Linked DNA regions of Mus musculus: region 2 is linked to region 1. The links are chromatin loops, found by intact Hi-C in ENCODE. Cell type or tissue: gastrocnemius. All regions are shown on one strand. Links, peaks and the distances in the headings refer to the core of each region. The heading gives the core; the rest is flanking DNA.

The links. Hi-C counts contacts between places; a loop is a spot of excess contacts. Peaks named below come from ENCODE experiments on the same cell type or tissue, not always from the same donor. Only the 100,000 strongest peaks of a DNase experiment are listed, where the experiment ranks them.
Region 2: a loop joins it to region 1, with 2.2 times the contacts of the local background. A loop is called at or near these places in 5 of 42 quality-filtered maps.

What each region holds. Positions count from the first base shown.
Region 1 is chr14:46,950,215-46,961,685 of GRCm38, forward strand. All of the region lies in intron 2 of Samd4 (sterile alpha motif domain containing 4), which reads left to right. It overlaps Gm52120 (a long non-coding RNA gene), which reads left to right. Exons shown (of 2, transcript XR_003951144.1): 2 at 1-7,957. It overlaps Mir378c (microRNA 378c), which reads right to left and starts at 4,714; the gene lies at 4,616-4,714. In gastrocnemius, for the core only: a CTCF peak has its summit at 5,463 (motif pointing left); no DNase peak of the experiment used is centred there; H3K27ac peaks cover 1,857 bases.
Region 2 is chr14:46,896,356-46,907,826 of GRCm38, forward strand. All of the region lies in intron 2 of Samd4 (sterile alpha motif domain containing 4), which reads left to right. Among named protein-coding and RNA genes, the nearest start is that of Samd4, 19 kb to the left of the region's middle. In gastrocnemius, for the core only: no CTCF peak of the experiment used is centred there; no DNase peak of the experiment used is centred there; H3K27ac peaks cover 2,522 bases.

The sequences.
Region 1 (11,471 bases), core at 1,928-9,927:
CAAGGCCATATGTTGACTAGGCAGCTGGATATGCAAGTCTGGAGTTCAAGGGAGAGTGACCATGGTAGGTAAATAAATCTGAGAATTATTTGTCTGTAACCATCTATATGACGAAAGACCACATGAGCTCACGAGGGGACTGAGGACTGATAGATCAGAGATAAGGACGGGAGCTGAGTTGTGGACTTAAGAGGCAGGAAGAGGTATAGGGATTATCAGGCGTTGCCAGTGCTGGCACGAAGCCAGGGCGCACAGAATACCTGAAGCCTAGAAAGAATGTGGAAAGGGAGCCATAGCTTGTGAGTTGAGGGGTGGTCAGGCTCCTCCTGTCACCCAGAGAGATACTGAGGATCAGCACTGGGGTGGCAGTGCAGAGGAGTGGAGAGAGAGGCCCCAAGGTCCCAAAGAGTGCAGCATCCACTTCCTCCCTTAGAGAAGGACGCCTCTCCTTCCAGTTGTCCTGCTTCTCCAGGCACGGAGAAAGGAGCAGGCTGGAAATAGCACTTTGAGTGACACAGCGATGTGTCTCTGACCCTTCTGTGACACTAGTTACATTAAACCAGTCCTAAATGGCCCTTTGGGACTCCCAAGCAGATAAGATTTCTTTCTCTTTTGTTTCATGTGCCACTCAGGACCTCTTGAATTCTTGCAGTTTTTATTAAGGATTTCTTATCCACCAATAAGCAACACTCAGACCCCACAACCCCTGTGGTAATGGATTGCACGGTTATTTAAGGATGGTCTCAGGCACCAGCGTGGACCAGTCATTGCCCAAAGCCTCCACCTTATTAAGCACTTGCCAAATGGCCGGCTCCTGTTCTTCCTTCCTTCCTGGAAGCCTTCTCAATCCCCAAAGCTATTTTTGTAGCAAAGAGATTATGACAACATATGGAGGCCTCACTCTGCTCCCCCAGAGCACAACAAAGTCTTGTCTTTGCTTCAGCCAGCCACTTGGTGAATGCCACAGGCTTTGGGCAACTGTGAGTCCTCGTGATTTGTGGGACTTTACCAGAGAGCCACAGCACACACGGCAGCTGGTCTGAAGAACATACTAACCTGATGTTTCCCGTTCGTGTGGGGCATGGAATCTTCTCCATTTGTCAAGCAGAGTTGGTCCTGTCAATCCCACAAATCCCTGGGTGTATTCACATCTCTGCCTCGAACAAAGGCAGTACAATCCTAGAAGATTGGCGTTCTGTGAGCAGCTCAACGCAGTGAGGGTTGTTGAAGACTTTTAGCGTTAAATATATTCTCTCTTTTCAAATAAACATAAAAGGAAAGGAAAAGTTGTGATGAATTGTCAGCTCTCGGTTTAAAATCGGACTCATCTGTAAGCAAAACATTATCATTCTTTGAGCAACAAGCAAATCTGAGTAAGCGATTGCCAGTCATTTATTACAGTGTTCTCTACCGTCTCAGGATAGAGCACACGGCGAGTTATAGCAGAATCCCCAAACTAATTTATATCATCATGGCAACTAGTTGTAATAATTTCCAGCCAGGCTCGAAATTGAAAAGTTCATTTTGTTGTCTGGATCCATGGCCGTTCCACGAGAGCAGACACTTGGCAGCTCAATTTTTAAACGTTGTTGAAGAAAAATCCCTCCCTGTGCCGATCAGGTTGTTTTGGCTTTGGGAAACTTAGTGCTTTCTAAAGAAAATCTGACCATGTTCAAGTTTCTTCACCTTAGGGCACAGAAGTCCTCTCTCTTGTCTTATTGTGGGTCTGAAGGCTCCAGATTCACTAAGCTCGAGGACACAGCCAGTTAGATTTGTGACCCCTACCCCTCAGTGCTAACAGACCCCGGCACGTTAATACCTCCTGCCTCTTGTTTCTTCATCTCTGTTACTGAAAAATGGCCTTCGTTGTAAATCTGCTGATGAGATTATGTGAGATTATGCTTTACCACTCCCATCTGCAGGCTTGATCATGGGGGGAAATATGATGTAGGTTAACTCAGAAGGACACCTCAGCATGCGTTTCTCATCTGCATCCTCTACCCCCCTTAATGCATCTTACACATCACCTACGAAGGTTTCAGGTCAGGGGTGAAAGGGCCAGATGAGGTCTAGGAGGGTGGTCAGCTACCTGTGTAGGGACACTCTTCATGGCCACCATCAGTTGGGCCACATAAAGCAGCAGTGGCCAACACCTCCCTTTATGGCTGGTTGTTAGTCGGCTTTGATTGAGTGTGTATCTTTTGCTCAGGGATTTCAAACTAACCAGCACACTCACTCTGCTGCTTGCCTATCTCAATGAGATGTCCTGAGCAACAGCTGCGGGTAGGGTGTGTGTGTGTGTGTGTGTGTGTGTGTGTGTGTGTGTGTGTGTGTGTGTGATGAGCAATAGTTGAAACACACATATACTCACACCCTTGCTGCTGGTTCCTGATTCTTCTTTATCTGGCTTCTCAACAAGGAAGGACATTGAAAGATCTGACATTCTGGTATTGACTTTCCCTTTAAAATACTAGATCCTTAGAATTCCTTTTCAACAGACTGTGTCTGGCCAGAAAGTCTACATGAATTGAAGAATTGAAGCAAAATATTTGTATTTGACTGAAAATATATATAACTTTGGGATTTTGTTTGCAACATGTTTTCAGTCCAATATCTGAAGACGTGATACTGGAGCCACGCCAGGGAAGGGTCGTTCCTGTTACTGCTCCTCCAGGGGAACAAACCAAACATATCACCACTGTTTTTTCTTTCCCTGGAAACTTACAACCTACCCCCAGCACTTGACAACTTGGTATTTGTTCTGGGGATTTCCATCTGCACTCTGGTTTTGTGACTTCATTTTTGCAACCATAGAGATTGGTGGCTAGCCTGTGAAGTATCTTACCTATGTTTGGGATGTCAGGGGTCCTTGTTAACATTGGTGCTTTTATCAGACAGTCCTGTATGGGACCCTCCCACGGATGTTGCCTGTTCCCTATGGAAAGAGCCTCTTTCCTGCATGTAGATGGTTTTGGCTTACCTAGGGAGAAGCTGGCAGTCTTGTTTGCAGACTTTCGTTTTTCATCAGCAGTCCGGTGGTGACAGTGAGCCCTAGCTGTTTCTTCCAGTCACTGGCTCACAGGAATGGTGCTGAATGCTTAGAGGTAGCACAGAGCTTCAGGGATTGCAGGAGCTTCACCAATGTGCCCTCACTCTAGCCCTCCATTGTCACAGCAGTAGGTCTTACCTCATGGTTGATTAGTGTGCTTGGTGCCTTGGGGCAGGCTGTGGGGGACAATGCCATGGCGTGTCTGCACCAATTTCTCAACAATTACATTTTCAACTGCCTACTGCCCCCTTCCACATAGGTGACTTCATTTTTGTCTCCACTACAAAGAATTCCTCTCACAATAGGATTCTTGCAGGTTTCTTCTCCTCCTCTAGTGTTTCCCTTGCTCTCACCCTGCCTCTCTGCACTCTTTCAGTCTTGGTGAATAAAGGGTCCTCCCCCCCCCCCTTTTTTTTACTTCCTAAGACTTTTATCATCTGAGACAATGATCTCTTCAAAAGAAAGTACATGCTGAGGAAATCCCCCTTGATGAGGGCTGGGAATCCCAGCCTTTGCTTGCTTTCCTGCCTGTGGGCTCTGTGGCATTATTCACTCACAGTTATCTTTAGGATGGACCAGACAGTGTGCGTAGGGCTTGGTTGTGGGCTCTGTTGGTAAAGCTCTAGCTATGCGGCCATGAAAATCTGTCTTTGAACCCTTGGAACCCAGGTAAAGGTTAGTGTAGTAGTGTATATCTAATCCCGGTGTTCGTGTGTCAAGGAGGAAGGTGGAAACAGGAGAACCCCGGCAACCTCCAGGTCCAGGTAGCCTGGGAGACACAGTGGTGAATAAAGGAGAGCCCCTGTCTCAAACAGGGTGGAAAAGGTCAGGGCTAACACCTGGGGCTGTCTTAGGGCCTTCACATGCAGGCCAGTTCTCTCTCTGTCTCCCAGGAACCTTTTTTTTTCACATGCACACAAGAGACAATTCATGGAAAGTTCTCAAAATAATGCCAGATATGCCATAGTCACCCAGTAATGGCTCCATCACCAGTGTCCCTTTCATCACCAATGTTTCCAAGAAGATACCGGGTCTATAAGCAAGATCCTCCTGTGTCTTTATGCTACCGTTTCATAGATCACAACCCGTATCTCCACTGAGACACATCTAATGCAATACTGATTTCTTCTTTTTGTTTTTCCCCTTCAGTACTTGGGATTAAACCCAGTCTTTGTGTTGTTAGGCAAACACTACCACTACGCTGCCCCCTCCCAGTCCCCTCTCCCCATTTAGGGTCTCTCTAAGTTACTTAGGCTAGATTTGAACTCACTCTAGCTCAGGCTAGCCTTTAACTTGAAATCCTTTTGCTTCAGTCTCTGTAGTAGTTGAGGCTACAGGCCTGCATCACTCAGGCTCAGGATCCCTTCTACAGGATAGTCTTTTTATGCTTTCTTTTCTGTTTTTTTTTTTAACTACACTCATGAGTTTTTTGAAAGCAGTGTTACAGAGTTTTTGTTTTGTTTTGTTTTGTTTGTTTTGTTTTGTTTTGTTTTGTTTCTTGCATTGAATCCATATAACAACAGCCCTACGAGGCACTGGCTCTTCTCCACTTATATTTGAAAACCTTCCAGATCAGATAGACTACATGTTGGGTTTAACACACCCAACTAATGAGAGGCTAGCCCAGTCCTCAAACCCAAGGCTTCTGACTCCAAGTCCAGTATAGTTTTGTTTTGGTTTTCTATGTGGGGTCGTGGGTGTGTACATGTATGTGTGCACATGGTTCGTGTGCGTGTGTGTGCATGCATATGTGTACATGTGTGTGTGTGTCCCCCTCCCCAGTAGACAATCAATCTTCTGAGATTTTACCAAAAAGTCAACAAGTTCTAAGTTCCCCAAATGGTAGATATTAATTCTGAGTCTCTCTCTAAGAGTGTATGTCTGCTTTCCCAGGTTAGGCTTGAGTTCCCTCCTGACATCTCACTAAGGGTGGAGCCAAAGGTCATGGTAATGCAGATGAAACTCTGCTGAGGCTGGTAGTCATCCTGCAGGAGGAAGTGCAATACAAGGGCACCCTGGCTAGTGAGAACAAGCCCTCTGGGATTAAAGGGGGAGCAGGTGTTGCTGCCCTCACCCTCCAGTCACCCTGGCAATGCCTCTCCAAGGAGAGTCCTTTCTGATCCATAGGGCCCTGAAGCATCTTAAGGCCTGATCCCATATCCTCAAACAAGCCCTTGCCCCGTGACCCCCAGGTACCCTTTGCTCTCTTTGGCTCACTTATTCTGCCTTCTCGACATCTCTGAATGAAAGGGAACCACAGAAAAGGGAGCATACAGAAAGTCAGACTCCAGAAACACTTACCCTACTTGTGGAACTCCCCGAGTAAACTTGTGCTTGGTGGAAGTCAACACAAACAGTGAACATTCCATGTCAGCACTGTTGACAAAGTGTAAGCCTCACGCCCTCAACTGGCTGTGTTTTTAACTGTCCCAGTGCCACTGAGAAGGATGCTAGCACATGCTTGTCCACTATGGAAATACCAGACTTAAGCTAGAGAGTCTTCTCGGCTCAAATCTATGCAGGTGAACGCTCAGTACATTGTTATCAGCTCTCGTGACCTATTCAAAAATATTCTGGAAATGTTTTGACCATGTGCTTAACCACTTTAATTTCCAGTTAGGCTGGCCGCAGGGATTAGTGTGCTCTTGGGAGTTCTGTGGTGTTAAAAGACCGCTGGAGAAGTATGTGCGGTCAAGCATCCCAGGTATGTTTAAACCTTCAGTCCCTGCCGAGTCTGTGTGTGCCATCAAAGAATGTTTTGTTAAGCAGGTCAGAGAGATTTGATTACTTCTTGTCTGCTAAGACAAGAGTGGAAAAACTACTTCCTTTAGATTTGAAAGAGAATTAATCACAGGATTTTGTTTATTTCTTTCTGTCTCTTTTCACTTTCAGCCTAGAGAACAGGAGCCAGCCTTTGTACCAAAGAGTAGGAGAAAAGAGGGTCTTAATGGAGGCTTCGGAGGCCGCTTTACGCTGAACTGGGGACATGGTGAAGTCAGGAAGCGGCATCAAGACAAATGTCCTGGTGGCAGCTGTGGGGAAGCAATCAATGCAAGGTCACTTGTGTGACCCGGAAACTTGAGAGCTAACTACTGGGATGTGTATTTGATTGCCAGCCATAAGCTAAGGCGAAGTACAACTTTTGTGTTAGGGAACTTTGTCATTCTGACCAAGACGTCTACTTTGTCACAGACTTGTGAACACAACTCTTCTAAAACAGGAGTATCATCAGGTGTTGAAAGGATGCCATAGCTGTAATTGTGCAGTGTCTTAACTTAGATGCTGATTCATAATGGGTAAGGTTTATTGGGTACCTACTAGGTGCCAGGTAGTTGGCTACTTTCTCTGCATCAATTATTTTATTTGATCTTCAGTGCTTTACCAGCTGGGCATTATCTTTCATTGCCATGTCACGAGGGGGGAATTCAGCAGGATTCATCCCACAACTGATAACTGGAGGTGCCAGACTGGGCAGACTACATTCAAGTCTGTAATCTCATCCTACTATCTATCTGCCAACCACAGGCCAATTGTTTAGTGGGCCTGGGTGATGACACTCAACTTTGGTTCCAGTGGACTCCTGAGTTTATAAAACTGTAGTGTGTTCACGAGTACAATCCGGTTTGGGAATTGAGTGTGTGAGTGGAGTGTCGTTGCAGGAATGCAAGATGACAGGCAAGATGACATGACTTTTAACAAGGCAGGAGCAGAGATGGCCAAGAGTTGAGGTTGCCCATGGTGTCTACTGTAATGTCAATGAACCATTCCATGTGAGAATAAGGTAACATGCTGTGTGTACCACAGTGGATGCCATGTTTGCTTGAGCTGTTACCTAAAGGTTAATCTGTGTGTGACTACACGTATGTATGTATACATGTGTGTGTGCCAGTGAACATGTACAGGGAGGCTGGAAATCAACCTTGAGTGTCATTCCTCAGGTGCTGTCCACACTGGTTTCTGAGACAAAGTATTATTCAGCCTGATGACCGATTGACCAGTGATCTCCTGTCTTCCTCCCCAAAGCTGGGGTTACCAGCACACCACCATGCCTCCATCTCTGCAAAGCTGGGGTTACCAGCACACCACCATGCCTACATCTCTGCAAAGCCGGGGCTACCAGCACACCACCATGTTTCTACCTCAGGGGTCAGACTCGGGTCCTTGTGCACTTTACTCCTTAAAGACTGCTTTTTCTCCTTAGGCCCACCTGAGCTTCTTATGGGACAGTCTATGGAGTGGATACCAAGGTTAAGGACCCTCAAGTGCAGACTTAGTATTTTAAAGTTCTTTCTGGTACAGCTTTAAAAATTGTTTACAATGTCTATGAAGTTATATAAACTGTCAGACCTGAGGCTTTAAGAGACAATGAGCAAACTTGTGCTGTCCTACCCTGGCTGCCCAGACTTGAGAGTTACAGTTTCTCCTTTCTGAAACTGCCTGGCCTTCAACTTTTTAAATATATATTTTAATAGATTTATGAATGACTCCTTATGCGATCTTAATTAAAAAGAGCATAACAATCCTCTTTGGAAAAAACTTTAAATCGTGTTTTTAAGAAAGCACAAGACGTAAAATTTATGCATATCGAATTTTATTTCTCCCACTAAAAATAAATATGACACTCTTCTGGGGAATACATTTGAATTGCAAAAATATAGCTAACTGTCAACCTTAGAGATGCAACAGAGTATTAAAAAGAACTTTCATTTTGTTTTGGATCTTTCAGAAAAATGCCAAAAATAAATAAATAAATAGGCATCAAAGGCATTCCTGCTCACAAGTCCTCACATGTATGTAATCATTCGAATTTGGCAGTCCAGAGAATGAGGCTATTCTTGAGTTGTGACTGTTAGGAATATTGTGTCTTGGAGCTGGGGAGATAGATCAATAGTTAAAACACTGGTTAAAGCTGCTCTTCCAGAAGATCCAGGTCTGGTTTCCAGCACCCACATAGTGGCCCACAAGAGTCTGTAATGCTAGTCCCATGGGATATGATGCCCTCTTCTGGCCTTTGAGGGCACCAGGCACCCATAGGGTGCACAATCATGTATAGAGGCAAAGCACCCACACACACACACACACACACACACACACACGCACACACACACACACACACACACACACACACACACCCTTTAAAAAACATAGAAATGTTATGTTTTGCAAGACACCTGCAGAAAGGTCCCTGTGTCTTTCTTTTTTCTTTGTCATATAACCAGTGGTATTTCATTAATAATAATAATAAAATCAAAAGAGATTTTGAAAGAAGATAATGGAGCTTTCCTAAATTAACTGGGTTACTCTGTCCTTCATATTACCCCATCTCTTATCATAAATAAGTAATTCTCATTATAAAGGCCAAGTAAATTAGACCATATAATTTTGAGCCAAGTTTCCCTTGGGCTCCATTCTGTATGGTAGACAAAATAAGTAATCGTGAGATTCGTTTTCTTCATGCAGCCTACCTTTGGTTACCAGAGACTGATTACAAAGGTCCCATTACCTAGGATCTGATTAACATTATAAGTGATGCCATTCATTTGCACAGCAGAAAGTCAAGTCTGTGTCAAATAGACTGAACCCATTATGCGTCAGTATAGGTAAGAAGCAGTTGAAGATGTTTTCAACACCCGTCTGTCCACAGGAAGGACTAATGATGTCACTACTGGAGCTGCCTCACATATAGAGCACATGAACCTCAAAGAGAGGGCAGAACTGTACTTCCACACTGGGGCACCAGGGATCCACTGTGGGGACTGTGCATATGTGAGAGCCTGGGGCAGGAGATGATGTTCTGGTGCAGTTGGTCCCAGCTGCTGCTGCTATTGGTGTAGGCTGCACACATTGAGGACTCGGGCTCAGGGCATGTAGAAGCCATAGCAAAAAGTTGTCATATACAAATATATTTGACCCTGAACTTCAGCTATTGAAAGCAAGGAAAGATGTCCTCTCCAAAAGTGTGGAAGGCGTTGCCTATTTTCTTTTCCCATTGAGATGAACTCAGACACGTTCAGTGCAGACAAATATTCATGTGGTTTGGATTACAATCCCCTGCCCTCCAGCCCTGTTATTGTTGCAGTTCCTTGGGAGTTTTCAAAAAGACCGGCACAGTGAGCTCTACCCTCCCCATTGAGCCTCATTCCACAGACATTTCACTTTTAAAGTAAAATCACCCTTCTAGCATTTAAGGAGTGGAAACCTGTTCAACTTGCCAAGTATGGGTTCACCATTCCTGAGACAAATTTTCCAAAGGGGTGGAAAAATCTACGCTTTATATAGTAGACAGAATGGAAACGTTTGAATTCATGGTACTCTAAAACTATTTTCCAAGGTTCGATATTGAAGGCATACAGATTACAGTGCAGCTGAAGATGTTCATTTAGCCCTGTCTGGCAAGAGATTACATTTGAACTTCCTTCCCAGTGTGCTTTCGGCCTCCTCCTGTAATATTTAAGTTTATTGTTTTTATTACTCTTCAGTGTAATTGATGTACTGCCAACAGCCTCACTGACAGAAGCCATGTATAACCTATGGCTAAGTGATTTACAGATATACACTCATTTAATTATCACTATAAGAAAACTTTTTTACTTTAAGTAGAAGCTTCTACTGAGAATTCTAAAAGATTACATAGCCCCCAGGCTAATAATTGGCAGCATAGATTTAGGCCTGGAGAACTCTGAAGCCTGGACATTTCCTAATGTGTTATCATCTTTATTAAAACATGTTCTTTTGTGTTTGGCACAGAAAAGGCATAAGAGCCAAGCCAGCATTGAAGAGATCGATATTAGTTTGTAAATATTTGCACAGTAAATAAGGCTACTGAAATAAAAATTGAGTTTATGTAGCATAGGGCATACAATCTAATTTTTGCTTGAAAATTGGGGGGTGGATCTCAGGAGCTCCCTAAAATGAAAAGCTGGGGCCTAAGGAGAACAGGTTGGTTGAAGGGCTTGTCGGGCATGTGATTTACTCATTGTTGGTTCAGTTGGGGGAAGGTGGTAAGTTGTAGCACTTTCAGGAGACCTTTCCATGCTGATAGGACAGGCTAGCATAGAGGCTCATTAACCACATATAAGTAGCCAAGGTTAGCATGGCCGAGGAACGGAGGTTTTTCATCTTAAGTAGCTGGAACTTAAATAGCCACACGTGGGTAGTGGGCGCCCATATTAAACAGCACACGGCATAGAAGACAACAGGAAAGTTGAGTAACCAGAGATGGGGGGGATGGAATGGAGAGGCTGGTTGAACTTTGTGAACGATCACTCTGAATACAGTCCTGAGGAGACTGCGGTGAAGGAGATAGAAGACCTGTGAGCTCTTGTTCCTGTTGCCAGTTGAGATGATGGCTCAGACCAGAACAGTGCCTGATGTGGGGACGAGTGGTCAGTGTCTAGAGGGCTATTTTGAAGGCGTTAATAGGCATGATGTGGAAGAAATGAGTTAAGATGACTCTAATTTTTTTGTTGTTGAATTGGTTGATATCTATATCTATATCTATATCTATATCATCTATATCTGTATCTATATATTGAGATTGAAACACTGAGTGAGTACCCAAGTTTTCAACCAAGGTCAAGTTTTAAGCACATTAAGTTGGTTTCCTATTAATACTGGAGGCAGGGGATGAGGTAGGCTGTCAAATAGGCAACTGAAGATGTGGCCCTGGAGTTTTCTCCTGGTGTGGTGAGTCATGGTTTAAGGCATCATAGGGAAGAGAGAAACTAGAGGAGAAAAATGAGCTAAGTGGCCTGAGAACTCAGGGTGGGGCGGAGGTCCTAAAGGGCAGAGGTCACAGGTTCCCCTTTGTCGCGCCCGCTCTCGACCAGCAAGAACGACGCGACCACCAGTCCTTCTAACAGCAGTTTATTCAGTCCTGATTCTTCTTGTTTATATCTCCCCGGAACCCTGGGCCTCTCACTCCTTTTATACTCTCTCTCATCCACGCACCGCAGGCCACGCCCCCTCGCCAGTCACGAGGCTTCAGCTAATCAGGGCAGCAGGGGCAAATCTCCACCAAATTGGATTCACCTGTATCCTGGTACACCTGCGCAGCACTCAAGATGTTTGTGTCTTATATGAGGAAGTCAGGTGCAAGTCATATGACTTAGCTGCAGTCCCTGGCGTCTTTGGGACTGCCGCCACACCCGCTCCCCACACCCCTTGGAGGAAGGGAATCAATCTTTGGGAGGAACGAGCTATCCTGGACATGATGTTATTATTATACCTGAAAGCAGAGACCGTTGTGGTAGGGAGCATGAAGCTAGAACATATTCAAGGGCTTCAGAGAGGTTCTGGGTAGAGGGATAGGGTAGGTGAAGGAGAACTCTAAGCTTAGGAACCTACAGACAGAGCTACCAGGCAGAAGTCACCCAACAGGATGACTTTGTCCAGGGGTAAGTCAGTTGTTGCCTGTCCCTGG
Region 2 (11,471 bases), core at 1,236-9,235, 55 kb before region 1:
GAATCATACTTCTAACAAGATAGGCTCTTACTTAATAAGTTCCTGCTCTGTGCCAAGCATCTTCCTGAGTTACTCACCCACAGTACTTCAGTCACTTAGGGGATGGGGGCATGCTGCCATTACTCCACTTGGAAAAAAAAAAAACTCAGAGCATCCTTGCATCCCTCTGCTGCAGGGATCCAGGCTTATTCATTAAGAAAAGAAGCTGTGCCCCTTTGGGTGACTTGAAGATTCTGTAACTTTTATGAGCCATCAGGAGTGAAGAGCAGAGGATCAGATCTATTGGAAGAGGAAGAGGGGGACTATGGGGAGGGGCAGGAGCCGAGAGCTGATGAGCATCCTTAGACGACTTCCTTCCGGTCTCTTCATTCCGGCTATCCTTCTGTGTGGTTTGGGTCACCGACGTGTGACTTGTTGTTAGTGAGTTACACCTATAGAGCAGTTTTGTTCTCTTTTGAAGTAGGCAGCGGGGCAAGCTAGGTCAGCAGATGTCCAGCACTACCACATTTAAGGAAGGCTGTAAGGAGATGAGCAGAACAGTGCTGCCTTTGCTTTGAGCATGTGTCGACGCTCAAAGCTCTTGCAGCATGTCACGGTCGGGCTTCTGGATGAGGGATGCTCAACCCAAACTTGTGTCCCTCCCCCTCCCCCTTCCAGCCTCTTTTTCATTTCTCTTAGCACTTTGTGTGTGCTGAGCACTGGGTAGATACAAACTTTCTCCAATTATCAAATGGATGAATGGCACCAGGAGCGGAACCAGTGGTGGGAAATTAAAGCAATCTATTACAGTAGATAATGCACTCAGTTCGAAGACAGGACGCTCGCACACAGGAAGTGCCTAGCTGCTGTCTAACGTTTCCATTGTATAAGCATGGAAGCTTGGGGTTCAAGTGGTTGGCTATGTGGCTGAGGTGACCAGGACGCTTCGGAATCCCACGTTGAATGTGCCGTCCCATGAATGCCGAAGACCTTTTGGATACTTAAGAGAAATAAAAACATTGGGATTTAAAATAAAAAATACCAACCAGGTCTGGTGATATAGCTCATCTTATATAAGTGAGGCCCTGGGTTCAATCCCTAGCATAAATAAATAAGAAAAATACTTTAGAATTTGTAATGTTAGCCTTTAAGTATTTGCTGTAATGTTTTAGATATTTAAGCTAGGGTATATTACTTTGGACTTGCCCATTTCATGGTCTCTCTGCGTGTTCCATTTTTATCCCGTGTACCTTGGTCTCTTCTTCAGTAGTCTTCCTCTTTTTCTTTTTCTTTTTCTTTTTCTTTTTCTTTTTCTTTTTCTTTTTCTTTTTCTTTTTCTTTTTCTTTTTCTTTTTCTTTTTCTTTTTCTTTTTCCTCCTCCTCCTCCTCCTCCTCCTCCTCCTCCTCCTCCTCCCCCTCCTCCTCCTCTTCTTCCCCCTTAAGGGGAACAGATGCTTCTGCTGCCTCTTCATGGGTAGCAGGACCTTGGGAAGGAAGCAGGGTTTGCGAGTCTGAGGAAAGACTCGGGGACTGTGTTACTCAATAGCACAGGAGCCCTTGACTTTGACAAAGTAGGAATGGCTGGCTTAGATTAAGATCTCTTTAGGGCCTGCAATGCAAAGGTTTTTAGGGCCTAGCTTGAGGGCTATTAATCAAAATGGGCTCTCCTCTTGCCTGTAAATGGTGAGGCATTTCTGAATATTAATTTACAAGACATGTTGCAAAAACAGCTGGTCAAGACCTTTTCTGCTACAGCCTTTTGTTGAAGATTTGGGAAGACAGACCGAGGTCAGCTATGGGCACCTGTTTGTAGGGAAAGGGCTGCTGTTACTCCCAGTTGCTCTCTAACCACTTGTGACCTACATTTGATGTCTGACAACGTTCTCCTGGTTGACTCTTACCATACCGGACAACGTGTTGTATTGGGGCTGAGAGATGGTCTCTTTACCCACATTTCAAAGACGACCATCATTGAACTGAGCTTAAGATCCTCTCAGGAGCCTCCTTTGTTTCTCTGTTCATAATAAATTCAAGGGATGTGTGTGTGTTTGTGAGCATATGTCTGCACACATGCGTGCACATTTTATGGTGTTACATATGCAGAGAATTTGATGTCAAGTGTCTTCCTCCATCTCCCCATCCCTATCCCCCCTTTTTTGGAGGCAAGGTCTCTAACTGACCCTAGAGTCACAGACTGAGCTAGACTGACTACCCAAAGAGCTCCAGGGATCCCTCTACCTCTGCCCCCAGCGTTAACATTACAGACACGCACCACTGAGTCAGGATTTTACTGTGGGTGCTGCAAATCTGGACTCAGGTCTTTGGGTTTTCGCAGCAGGCTCTTCACCCAGTGTGCCATCTCCCCCAGTTCCTGCAGGTTTTATTTTTATTGGATGACAACTAGCAGTCGTATTTTGAATTTGCAGAGTGGTGTGTAGGAAGGCTTGGCTGGATTTTAGCATGTTTTATCCACAGTTCCAGTAATGTCCTCTGGGTTTATGCAGAGTCTGACTCAGCCGTTCTGAAGTTAGCCTAGATCCCAGCAGGAACTGGGTGTCATTCATGACTGCCTGCTGCTTGTGGGAGGGGATTTCATTCATCTACTGCATAGGCACATCCTGACTAGGGGTTCAATTGTGTGGGGGTGTGGATGTAGTCAGTCTCCCCAGGCTCCTCCTCAGTGTGCCTCATGTCTTGGGGCTGGCCAGCATCTTGCATGTGCCTCTGTGTAGAACTCCAGGAGAGGACTGATTCTGTTTACTACAGCTTGCCTTCATTGGGCCCTAGTTTATCTCCCATCCTCTAATACCATATCTGGTACGGAGAGGGTCTCAGTACCTTGCTTGTTCATTTTGAGACAGGGTCTCACTATGTATCTTTGGCTAGCCCAGAACTCACTGTGTAGACCAGATTGGCCTTGAACCCATATAGATCTGCCTGCCTTTGTCTCTTAAGTGCTGGGATTAAAGATATGTACCACCCTCAGGACATTTTGTTGTTGTTGTTTTAAGAAGGAACAAAATGGTGTAAAGAAACGTAACTTCTAGCTCCCTTCCAGAAGATATCAGCCATTTAGATCGTGAGGGAAATAGGGAGGCTTAAAGACGCCATAATAGGCACAAGATGGGGTTGTTGTCACGAAGTTTGTAATAAAGACTAGGTGAAAATACAGGCTTGGGACCTTGGCTTAGAAGCATGTCTTAGAAGGATGTTGCTTTCTAAATTCTATTTACACTTCTGGGCCCTCAATAGCCTCATCTGTGAGAGGAAGCTTCTTCTGTGGAAGACACAGGCCTACTAGCAGGATGATACACACACACGCACACGCACACGCACACGCACACGCACACATACACACACATACACACACACGCATACACACACATACACATACACACACATACACACACATACACACACATACACACACACACATACACACATACATACACACACACACACACACACATACACACACATACACACACACAGCCCTTTGTAAACGACATCAACATTATTTTTTCCTTCCTTCCTTCCTTCCTTCCTTTCCTTCCTTCCTTTCCTTCCTTTCCTTCCTTTCCTTCCTTTCCTTCCTTCCTTCCTTCCTTCCTTCCTTCCTTCCTTCCTTTCCTTCCTTCCTTTTTTTCCCTTCCTTCCTTCCTTCCTTCCTTCCTTCCTTCCTTCCTTCCTTCCTTCCTTCCTTCCTTCCTTCCTTCCTTCCTTCCTTCCTTTCTTTCTTTCTTTCTTTCTTTCTTTCTTTCTTTCTTTCTTTCTTTCTTTCTTTCTTTCTTTCTTTCTTTCTTTCTACAGGAGGTTAACAGCAATGCAGATGTTCAAAAAGACCAAGGCAGATAATTATATTTGGTTCTTCCTCCCCTGAGTTAGCAAGAATGGAAATAAAAGCGTAATTCTTTGAATGAGCAATGATCACCTGGGACCTGGGTCTGGGGGAGCTGGGATTATAAACTGTGGGCAGGGACCCCTGTAATCTAGCCTTTCTGTAACCTGTGTAGGTAAACTTTGTGTCAATTTTTGTGCTTCTAGTTCATTACCTAGTTGCATACTCTCTTTATGTACAAAGGACACAAAGATCATTGCTAAAGAATTCTTTTCAAAGAAGATGGGGCTCAGTGGTTAAGAGCACTTGTTGCTCTTATAGAGGGTCTGGGTTTTAAACCCAGAACCTACATGGTGGCTTACAACCCTCCCTGACTTCAGTTTCAGGAGATCCAACAGGCACCCCTATGGTGCACATATATGCATTCAGGCAAAGAATTTATACATACAAAATAATTTTTTAAATATTTAAAAAGGAATGCTTTAGAGGAAAGTTAGACAAAATCATATATTGTGATAAGTATCCCTGCCTATAAATATCCCAGTATGGGTATACATGGAGTGTTTTAAAAGATGAATTCTATACATTAGTTAGTGGTTTGCATTCTTTAATTGTTTTAATCATCATTTAAAAGAATTGCTTGTAAAAAGATAACATTTTGCAAAAGCTGTCATTTAACCTGAAATTATCTCAAGAAGACCTTTAAGAATTTTTCTTGCATACTTCAGCTAAATGAGAAAATAATTGTGTCTCTCTTATTACTCTTTGGTATTATTGCTACCTGTGCCCTCTCCTTTGAAGGTTGGAAGAGCATGAGGTTCCTTGTCAGAATTCTTTGTTGTTGTTTAAACAGGGCCTCTCTCTCTTCACATTCCTGTTGGGGGCAGAATGAGCGATGCTAGCACATTTTCAAGATTTTTGTGGCATTTGCCGATGATTTGAGCTTAGTTAAAACTCTAAAACCCGGAACAGTAAGGTCAAACTCGAGTCTCATGTGGTTCAGATGTTCAGTGTCCGGCTGCTGAGGTGATAGTCAGTATAACGTGTATATACTTAGCTCCATACACTTACCAGCAAGAGTTGGTTGAGAATATCTGTTGCTTTTTTAAAGCCTCTCTCTTACTTTCCCCCTGAAGGAGGAAGACGCTCTCCAGTGTTTAACATTTTTGCAATTTCACTGAACTCTGAGTTAGAGTGGAGTGTGGTATTCATTAGCAGCTCAGTCCTTGAATAGAGCCGAATTGTTTCCCTAAGACAAAGAAAGAGGCACTTTGTTGTCCGTGCCCTGACCTTCCCATTCCACCTCTGTACATCATGGGTGTGCACTTGGTAGGGTGGCTACGGTGCCGCCAAGATGTGCCAAATAAGAGCAACCTAAGGGTTCTAGGTTGAACCTTGGATGGGGAAAGCAAGACCACAACAGAATCAGAAGAGCGTGTTGCATTTGAATGTGAACTGCACACTAGGACATGTCCTGGTATCAGTTATCAGCATCCTTGTGTTGGAGCCCCTTGGTCATGTTAGGAAATGACGTCATAGTGGTTGCAGACTGAAGTCTGTATCTCCAGTGTAAAGCGACAAAGACTGAGGATTGATAATTTCCGGAAAGGTAGAGTCAGTTGTACTACAGAGTTAACTTTTGTACAGTTTGAAAGGATTTTTTAAAGGAGAAAACTAAACTGTTGTTACATTAAGCATTTAGCTAGCCTCTCAGAGCTTCTATGGCCAGAGCACTGGGTCTGGGAGGCAGAGCTTGTATGCCTCAGTGTTGTTCTGTGTGATCGCCAGAGAAATGGCAGGACCCTGGCCAACCTTGAACTGCAGATGCACCATGAATATCAGGGTATAATTCTACTCAAACCAAAAGACATTACTCATTGTGCATCTGTGAAGTGAAGTTAGCTGGAATGCCTGTAACTCCATTATTGAATCTGGCAACTCCATCCCTGAATAGCACTGCCCCAAGTCCCTAGGTGTGGGTGGCCCAGAGGTACACGTCTGCAATAAAGGACATACCTGACCTGGTCTGAACACAGGGCCAGGCTGTGTAACTAGGCATGATCACTTTGTCTTCCCTTTGATGGGTCATGGATCTGTGCTTTTTCCACCTCTCTGTAGCTGGAAGAATATTTTAAAGGGAGTCACCCACATCCTGACACTCCTTGGCAATTTTAAGATCTTCTCCCAACACTCTGGAGTAAAATGGATACTGGAATCTATTTTGACAGCTGTTGAAAAGCGAGGCTGTTTTTACAGGAGGTTAAAGAGGGTATTTGTAACACTCACACTTCAAGAAACCTTTTGAAAAGGTGTGCCCCTGTTCAGGCGAGTCTTTTGCAGAATTTAAATGGCTTTGGTTTTCACAGTTATATTACACATCATATCAAATGTAAAGGTTTCAAGGATCCTATAGCTAGCCATGATGCTTTTGATTAATTTCTACCACCAGTATAGCAATAGTATACTGCTATAGTATACTGCTATGGTATACTGCTATGGTATACTGCAGTAGTATAGTATGCCGTTTTCAATAACAGTGCCTTTTCGACTGTATAGTCTCTAAAAATAGCCAGCTTGTTATCAGCAGTCCCACTGAAAGCCCTTCCTCCTTAAAAGTGACCTTTGAGCAGTTTCATTAGGAATGAATATTTATAGCATTTTGTTGTTGAGCTGCTAAGAGAGGCTTGGTTCTAGATACGGTAACAGGTGGCTCCAGTCGGCCTGCTTCCGCCAAAAGCTGATCAGATGAAACGCTGCCTGACTTTACAATTGGACTGCGATTATGTACTAGACTGACATCACTTTTGGCAAGTTGTGTTCCAGTGTTGAGTTCCGGGTCCACAATGTGATGTCATATGCATGTCATGGTGGGAAAGAAAGCTTTTCCAACCATTTGTGACAGCTGAGGGGAAAATACCGGGGTCTTCAGGAGTAGACAGAGGGGCCGACTCTCTTCCGAGCTGTAGGTTTAAGCAACTGTTCTGATTAACCCTTTGAATTGAAATTTCCTTTAATCTCAGATCTCAGACCTGTGGCGTTGAAGGGGGCACTGTTGAGTTAAGCATCTTCAGAACGCTTTACCTGTAGTAGGCGCACAAAGTGGGACATGAGAGACTGAACTGGGCAACCAGTAAGGGCTACTATTTAACTTGGGCATAATTTAATGATTTGGAATAAAAGGTCTTTCCATTATGCTCTCTACCCAATTGCTTGGCCACACAACTACCATGTTTTCTGATTTAGAAAAGAATGTTCTGCTCTAGGTTTACACTAAATATGAATATAGCATAAAGAACTTTAAGTGTTAAATGGATCGAGTGAGTTTTGGCATGTGAGATAGTTCTCTTGTTTCCATGTTTTGTTTTGTTTTTAAATTGAGATTATAATTACATTTCTCCCTTCCCTTTCCTCCCGCTAAACCTGTGGTTCTCAACCTGTGGGTTGAGACTCCTTCACAGGGGTCACCTAAGACTATTGGAAAGCATAGATATTTGTATTATGATTTTAAACTGTAGCAAAATTACAGTCATAAAAGTAGCAATGAAATGATTTTATGGTTGGGGGTCACCACAACACGAGGAACTGATTTAAAGGAAGGTGGAGAACCACTGGTCTAGGCTGGCACCAGATCCCTCCTAACTCTCCTTCAAATCCATGGCCTCTTTCAGAATTGTTACTGTGTGCTTATGTGTTCACAGGAGCTGTTTAAGAGAAGATACACGTATTAGCTACACTGTCTCCTACACGGAGCAGTCTTATCAGTGTTACAAATCAGATCCTAGAGAACTGGGTAGAAAGGTGTTTCATTTTGTTTCGTTTTTAACAACCACATTCTTAGAGGAAGAACTGTATTTCTACTGCAGAAATTTGACAAAAGAGATAACAGCATAGTTCTTCAGGTTGTAAAACATCTTTTCTCTTTCCGTCAAGTCCACAATACTCTGATCATGGGAACATACTGCATAGAATATACATGTATTGTTTAGAGAAGACTAGATCAAAACTATCCTTGACTCTCATACAGGTCTAGTATTTTAACGACTGATGTAAATTCTGTAACTATAACATTTTAAATGACCATGTAGCATTCTGTTTTATGACAGGGCCACTTTCACTAAATCAAAACCCGTAGACTTGGACCTCCAGCTTATTTACCTCTTTATATTTTTAACAATGCTGTAATAAAAAAATCTTTTAAAGCAGTTATTAGTTCAGAATATATATCTATAGGTGCATTTTCTGGGTCATGCAGCCTAATACGTTTGGATTTGGGTTTGCTAGCCAACATATCTTTTTGCAAGGTTGGGCCTGGCATCCTCCCATGAACACTTAGGAGGCTCACTGACACAGTCTTCTACAGTGACTGCTGTGGATGAAAGGTCTCGCTGAAACTTGTGTCCTTACTGGATCCTTTTAGCGGCATTTCCCATGTTTTATGGTTCAGTGTGTTCATGCTTCCATTTTTTTTTCTGTCACAGTTTTCACTTGTTTCTTGTTAATTTATTAGTTCTCTGTCACATATATATTTTCTTTCATCAAGGATATATATGTGTGTATATATATATATATATATATATATATACATACACAAAACATATATATATATGTATTTGTATATATATGTATATGTATATCTGGTGTCTGGAAATTTAAAATTTGTGTGCTATTTATTGGTAGAAAAATATAGTTTTAGGATCAAGCAATGCTTCAATTAAAAGTTGTTTCTCGGGCTGGTGAGATGGCTCAGTGGGTAAGAGCACCCGACTGCTCTTCCGAAGGTCCGGAGTTCAAATCCCAGCAACCACATGGTGGCTCACAACCATCTGTAACAAAATCTGACTCCCTCTTCTGGAGTGTCTGAAGACAGCGACAGTGTACCTATATATAATAAATAAATAAAATCTTTAAAAAAAAAAGATTTATTTATTAAAAAAAAAAAAAGTTGTTTCTCAGCTGGGTGTAGTGACATGCACCTGTAATCCAAGCACAGGGCATGCTGAGGCAGGAGGATCACCATGAGTTTGAGATCAGCCTAGAGTACATAGAAAGACTTTTGTGTCAGAAAATCAAATCAATCCAAACCAAGCAAAATAAACCAAACCAACCAAACCAAATTAAAGTTTATGTCCCCCCCCCCCCAAATACTGTGGTTGCTTTTCTGATCATAGGAGGAGGTAAAGGTTAAATTCTAAATTAATCCTTTCACAAGAGTTTAAAAATTGTTAAAATTTCAATCTTAGTGTGTTAAGAGTTATGGATTATTTGTATATGCATTTGAAGACTATATCAAAGAACTCAAACAAGTGCATTTATTTTAGTTACAATTTTACAGTTTGGTCTATTTAATACCAATTGAAGACACATTAGTGATAAGACAAGAGTTAAAATGGATAAATGACTCCATCTGTGTGATATACGTGAGTGGTATTCTTAAAAATATTTTCTGCATCTGTCTTAGTCAGGGTTTGTGTTCTTGCACAAAACATCATGATGAAGAAGCAAGTTGGGGAGGGTTTATTTAGCTTACACTTCCACACTGCTGTTCATCACCAAAGGAAATCAAGACAGGAACCCACACAGGGCAGGAACTTGAAGGCAGGAGCTGATGCAGAGGCCATGGAGGGGTGCTGCTTACTGGCTCACTTCCCCTGGCTTGCTCAGCCTGCTCTCTTATAGAACCCATGACTACCAGCCCAGGGATGGCACCACCCACAATGGGCCTTCCCCCTAATTGAGAAAATGCCTTACAGCTGGATCTCATGGAAGCATTCTCTCAAGGGAGGCTCCTTTCTCTGTGATAACTCCAGCTTGTGTCAAGTTGACACACAAAACCAGCCAGTATAGCATCTAACTTAAGTTGTCCATGTAAGTACTAAGATGTCACTAGTTTGCAGAATTATTTAGTAAATCGGGTGATGTCAACATCAGTCAGTGATGCTCCCTCGGCAGAACAAGATGGCTGGGGCTCGCCACTCAGTGATGCTCTAAGGGAAGAAGAGGCTGATGTTCACTCCTCTCCCAGATTGTGTATCTCCTAAAGAAAGCCATGCTGACCATGTCTCTAACCCCTCCTTTTAGATGTTTGGCCTGTTTTATACTGATTTAAATGTGTTGTGAATCCTGAATTCCTTCATTCACACTGTTCTTTACATTTCTCCCTTCCCTTTCTTCCTTATCCTTGAATGGATGTATCTGTCTATTATCAGAACATCCACCCAGAATGAAAGACCCATGCAAAGAGGGTGCTGGGACTTTCCACTCTTCTTCCCCCAGCCTGAAATCTGTCTCAGGTGCTACGCTATAAAAGACAAGGAGGCGCTAGTCGTCCTCCCTTTTCTGTCTCTTGGTGTCACTGTGTTTTCTCTTCTGCTCGGGTCATACACCTGGTCAGTTGGACCAGGTCCTTCCAAGGAGTGGCACTGCATTATTTTCATGGCCTTCCTATGAGTGACATAAAAACCCCAGATGAGGACAATTTGTGAGCCCAATGGGCAACATGCTGTCACAACAGAGCAGGTAGCACTTTCCAGACATGGCAAAAGCAGCCTCTGCAAAGCAGGCGGGCAGGCATCAGCAATGAGCAGGGGCATTTCCAGCTCTGGGTTCTTCAGCTGCTTCGATAACCACAGGACTCTGAGCCTCAGTTTCCTGAGAGCTGCACCACAGAGGACTCAGAGGTTAAAGTTTATGTCATGCCTTGTGTTTCTCAGTCGCTGCAGTATCCTCTATGCTCTCAGTCAGTGCCCCTCACAGGTGGTACCCAGGAGGATGCACAGGGCATCATAACAATGTTTGAGGGCATCATAACAATCGGTTTTCAGCACACAGTGATGGAGATACCCAACTCTGTAATGTGTGAGATGGTCATGAAAGGAGAAACCATCCCACCAGAAAGCCAGTGGTGCTGACTCCAGCTCTATCCAGTAGCTTGTAGCTGTTGCTGGTGTCTAGGGAACTGTGCAGATTTGTGGTGGTACTTGGGTTTTACAACGTTAAGGGATAGGTTAGTGGCCTTTGCCAGTGAGGCCAAGGATGCTAGATGCTCTGCGAAACTCAGGGCAGTTGCTTTTCCCATCCTGCTCCAGTCTGAATGTCTGATAGCACCTGTTCTTTAGGCAAAAGTAGTGTTTGCACAAATGGAGGCAAGTTTGCATTGTGTCTTGAGACTCTTCCAGGAGTCCTTGCTCACACTGACATCCCTACTTGTGATGCTGAAACTGGCATGCCAATCTGCATACCCAGTAATCCCAGTGATGTAGCCGAGGGACAGGATCTGGCCACTGCATTGGGCCAGAAAAGTTTCTGCCTGAATACTTACTTTCATAATGCCTCTTACGGTCATATGAATGATTTTCTTTCCCTTTTCCCCTTACAGTGAGGTTATAGTGATTGGTTAAAACTATATGCTGATTTAGATTTGATACCTGATGTTCATCTTAGTCTAGTCCTAGTCAAGGGGGCGTGAACAGACTGGCGACTGAACTCTTCCACCTGCCTGCATTCACTGTCATGTAGCATGGGCCACCCTCCTGCATTCGCTGTCATGTAGCATGGGCCACCCTTCCTTATGAACTGTGCTTTACCAAAGTGGCTTTCTCTCTGTGCTCTGTCTTCTCCCCCCTCTGTGTGTGCCTCATCTTCCCCTCTGAGTCCC